Regions from separate parts of the Homo sapiens genome. Here region 2 is linked to region 1. Evidence: chromatin loops called from intact Hi-C (ENCODE). Cell type or tissue: lower leg skin. All regions are shown on one strand.

Region 1 (2,500 bases):
ATAAGGATTTTATCCTATACGTTTCCTGCTGAAACATACATTGGTATAAAAAAAAAGTGAAAGGGGAGAAAGCAGCCTCAAAACTCAAGGGGAGAAAGCCTCAAAACTTATCTTTGTGTTCACTAAAAATGTTGGCACTATTGGGGCTAGGTTACTCTGTAAGGCTCAAGTGCATGTTCAGTTACCTAACTCTGAAACGAAGGATCCAGATTATTTCTTTCTTCAAATGGTTGCCTCTGATGAATTAGGAACACAGGATAAAATAAGAAACACCAGTTTAGGAGTTTAGGACCTGGGTTCAAATTCTGACTGGATCTCTTACCAGCTGCATGATCTTAGATAAATGACTTGTCAAGCTCTTTGAGCATCATTGTTCTTATCTACGAATGAGAGGTAAAAATCCCTATCTCAGGGAGGTGTATAGACTTTCCCTTTCTTAGGCCTCTGATTCCTGGAAGTGGGGGAGTATTTTAGCATGAAATATCCAAGTTATGCAGTGAGAAATCCATCATTATTAACATGAGGAAGGGTTGTCTTATAGATGCTCCATCCTGAAGATGGGAAAAGACTACAGGGAGCTACCCATGGTTTCCCTTTGGGACCAGCAATACCTGTCATCTCCCAGGGGAGGGGTCATGTTTTGTGTGATCTAGAGCGTAATTAACTCGGGAGGTCATTTTGAAGGAGTAGAACTCATAAATTCAAATACAAAAGGAGGTGCAGGGCTTGGAAGAGGCTTCAGTTAGTGACAGGCCCTGAAGCATGAGCTTCTTCAGCTGCAGAATAAACCTAACCACGTCCCTCTGGGATACAAGGAGACTAGACTCCGGACCTTGGGCAGAAGAGTGAGGAGGAAAAAGAGAGAAAGATTAAAATAATACTAATAAGAGGATTCTAGAACTCCCATCTGAAACTGATTCGGTGTGACTGGAGTGTGGATAAATGTCTGTATTCAGGATGTCTATAAATGACTGCTACTAGATTACATTTCTTCAAAAAAATTTTTTCTGCTGAGTAGACCTGAATGCCTGCTCAGATCTGAAAATATTCGATCTTATTTTTTCCTAATATGATGTTAAGGGTGGATTTCTTTTTAGGAAACTCCCATGTGTAGTTGGGATCTGGCTTTGGTTCACGTGTGGATCACCCCCAGTGGTCATACTGAACCTGGGCAGGCCTACCAAAAGCCTGTGATGGGGTTCAGGACACGCTACCTTAAAATATAGCAACTTGGCATTTGGGAAAAGCACAGAAGCAGGAAGTTCACTTTTACATGTATTCTCCCTTCTACCTTGAAGCAGGTCATAAGACCTCATGTGACAAGTGCCCTCCTTACTCCCAGAGAAAAGGAAGGAAGACACAGAAACACCACGAAGAATATGGACAAACAGACCTTGCTAAGTTCCCCCCCATTTATTACCATGACATCATACTCCCTTTGTCCAATCACACTTTCATCAAACCTGAGCATGAAAATACACAGGTTTCTCTGTTTGGGGGGTGGGTCTTCATTTTTGAAGTTTCCATGTCATGTAAAACTTATATTAAAGAAATGTGTATGTTTTACCCTTGTTAATTTGTCTTGTGTTAGAGGGATCTAAGCCACAAGCCTAGGATAGATGAGGAAAAGATACTTAACACCTGTTTGTCTGAAGGCTGAGGGATGGTTCTTATCAGACAGGAAGGAGCCAAGCATCGAGAAGTTGACCCTGTAACAAAGCCCTGGAGGTGGGAAAGAAGGAGGAGTTCAGAAGTGCATTCAGCACGTATTTATTGACATGTGCCTAAGTCCACAAGCACATATCAGAAGCCCTTGAGGCCAGATGTGTTTTAGAACTCAGAAATTTTCAGATTTGAGAAAGGCAATGTGCATAAACCAAATATTATATAACATCCCTAGAGGGGTTGGAGGCAACACTTTGCAAATCAAACACGGTATTTCCACAGTCCTGTCTCAGCCAAATGTATGAATATTCACACTAAGTGGGATAAATGCCACCTTACTTCACTTCATGTTTTGCCACCAAGGTGTTTATAAAAATTTTTGTGTTTTCAGAGGTTTGGGGATTTTAGAATTGTGGATAGGGCCTGGGCCAGGTGCTGCACAGTGTTCTGATGCTGGGGAAATAGCACTAACAGGACCAGAGCAGAGGCCTGAGGGAGCTGGTAGGCTCTGAACAAGGGATGGTTCCCCCGTGGGGCCCTGGTGGATGCAGGTGTAATTCCCATGGGGAGAAGGGGAGCTTTTTAAAGGGAAAGAAAACAAAACAATAGAAATGGCGTTCCATTAAAGCCCTAGAAAACATTAGTGCATAAGCTTGAATGCTTTAAAAAAATATCTCCAACAGAAAATCACACAGAGGAACAGAGGCCCCCTCCCTCCTTCCTGTCAACAATAGGCAGCTCAGTGGCTCTGGTGACTGGAGGGCCATGGGCCTCAGCTGGAAGATGTGAGTGCCCAGCAGACTGGATGGGCACAGCTGATGCCCACCTGACAGAA
Region 2 (2,500 bases), 470 kb before region 1:
CCAACAAACCAAAAACAAAGCAATACTTCTTTCCTACTTCCTTCCTTCCCATGCGTCTCATTTGTGTTGGTGGAAACTACAGATTGATTACTGTTTTGGGGCCTCTGATTAAAAACTCACATGTGTAAGAGACTCAGCTTCGAGATTAGGAGCTTCTTTGTTGAACCGAGGCAATCTCATGTTATTAAACCTTCCCTCTCAACTTGCCACCTGCTCCTCTCCTTCCCTAGCCCTAAGACCCTGAACCCATCTCCCCTTTTATCTTTGTTGCCTGTTAATTCCTGTTTCCTCAGGTGGAGGGCTTGTTCTGGAAATTAAGGTTTTGGGGACAGGGTTCCTCACCTTCCTCTCTTTGGGTATAGGAGGGCAGTCCTAAGATTTCCATAATCACAGCTTTTCCTGTGCCTCCTGCACTTAACGACTGCTACCGTACATCTGACTTCTTAAATTCATGGCCTGGAACTGCAAGGATATTTGCTAGTGTGTATGTTTTGTCTGCAACTAGATTGTCAGATTGGGTGAAATGGGCTCTGTATTAGTCTGTTCTTGCACTGCTATAAAGAAATACCTGAAACTGGGTAATTTATAAAGAAAAGAGGTTTAATTGGCTCATGGTTCCAGAGGTTGTACAGGCAGCATGGCTGGGGAGACCTCAGGAAACTTTCAATCATGGCAGAAGGGGAAGGGGAAGCAGGCACGTCTTCTACGGCCAGAGCAGGAGGAAGAGAGACAAGGGGGAGATGCTACACCCTTAAACAACCGGACCTTGTGAGAACTCTCACTCTCACAAGAACAGCAAAGGGGAAATCCACTCCCATGATCCAGTCACCTCCCACCAGGCCCCTCCTCCAACACTGGGGATTACAATTCGACATGAGATTTGGGTGGAGACACAGAGCCAAACCATATCAGACTCCAAGGCCAATTTTAAGTGGCTCCAGGATTCTCAAATTCTAAGTGTTTTAAGTGCTCAGACAGAGGCATAGCAGGCCTTCAATACGTTTTCACGATTTTCACTTTCTAGGAGCCTTCAGAGTGACTGTCTAAGGAGTTTTCTGGTCAAGCGCCGGGGTAGGCATTGGCATTCTTCTCCAGATGAAAGTCAAGAGGCAGACAACACAGTGACCAATGCCTCATCCAAACTCCTGAGGCAGAGGAGAGTCCAACTGCCACTTCCTAACAATGTGAAGCCATGATACGAGGCCTAATAAACTTTCCCTGCAGTTTCAAGAGGATGTGGTCTCTTTCACTTCCTGTCCCAAACTGTTCTGCACTGTTGCGCCATGCAACAGCTGCTTCGGATCAAGCCACGGCCAAATTCTTGCTGGGGAAGAGCAGTGACATTTGGGGAACCACAGGGACAACAGGGAGCCACTTCTGTGGGTGCTGGAGACTCCACTCATAGGACGTCTGGACACTGATGTCTAAAGCCTAAAGGAGGACATTAAAATGTTAGATCGGGGAGGGGACAGATCCACCATTGTAATTTCAAAGGTGAAACTCGGATGTCCTGGAAGGAGGGTAGACAGACCTGCTTGTGACCTGCTAATCCACTATCACAAACTGTGCATGCTTTCTTATCATTTTACTTCTTTCATAAATAGAGGACAGGAACAAAAAGCCAAAAGGTTACATGAAGGAGCAGGTGAGAAATCTCTAGCTAGTTCCCATGGTACTGTGGAGCTAGTACCGCATCATACTGTTCATCATACTTTGCTTGTGTTGTGGAGAAAACTCAAGCATAGACAAGGTGTCACTGGCCTCGCTGTAAAATAACAGGCTGTTAATGAAGCAGCCGAGGGATATGGAGATGGTGTCTTCATCCCTGTGCTCACCTTTTCCCGAATGTACCTTTTTCCCTTTAATTTCCCTAAATGAGATGTGCCATAGAATGTACCTAATTTGTGTCAGGTCTATACAATGAGAAAATCATAATACATCCATGAATCAGGGTTCAGTTAATTTATTTCCTAAACATCTACATTTTGAACTAATTTCAGATCTACAGAACAGATGGAGTCTCGCTCTGTCATCCAGGATGGAGTGCAGCAGCATGATCTCTGTTCACTGCAACCTCCGCCTCCCAGGTTCAAGTGATTCTCCTGTCTCAGCCTCCTGAGTAGCTGGGATTACAGGCACCTTCCCTCACACCTGGCTAATTTTTGTATTTTTAGTAGAGCCAGGGTTTCATCGTGTTGGCCAGGCTGGTCTCGAACTCCTGACCTCAGGTGATCCACCCACCTCGGCCTTCCAAAGTGCTGGGATTACAGGTGTGAGCCACTATGCCTGGTCAGGGTCATGTTTTATATCAAAGATTTAAAGCACTTCTCAGTGTTTTATATAGAAGACTTATAATGTCAGTTTGTCTCATTATAGAGGATAGATTTTGATCACTTTATTCGTCTACCAGGTTTCTATATTGTAAAATTATTATTTTTCCCTTTGCAATTAATAAGTACAATGTGGGGAGATAATTCCAGACTATACAAGTATTCTGTTT

What was found. Hi-C counts contacts between places; a loop is a spot of excess contacts. Peaks named below come from ENCODE experiments on the same cell type or tissue, not always from the same donor. Only the 100,000 strongest peaks of a DNase experiment are listed, where the experiment ranks them.
Region 2: it touches region 1 in a loop (3-fold over the local background); 1 of 110 quality-filtered maps calls a loop at or near these places.

The regions. Positions count from the first base shown.
Region 1 is chr6:14,443,715-14,446,214 of GRCh38, reverse strand. All of the region lies in intron 2 of LOC105374942 (a long non-coding RNA gene), which reads left to right. The region is part of intron 1 of LOC101928331 (a long non-coding RNA gene); the gene reads right to left. Among named protein-coding and RNA genes, the nearest start is that of LINC01108, 160 kb to the right of the region's middle. In lower leg skin, no CTCF peak of the experiment used is centred here; no DNase peak of the experiment used is centred here.
Region 2 is chr6:14,909,603-14,912,102 of GRCh38, reverse strand. All of the region lies in intron 2 of LOC105374945 (a long non-coding RNA gene), which reads left to right. Among named protein-coding and RNA genes, the nearest start is that of JARID2-DT, 330 kb to the left of the region's middle. RefSeq lists enhancers at 671-730, 1,421-1,480. In lower leg skin, no CTCF peak of the experiment used is centred here; a DNase peak (open chromatin) is centred at 1,272.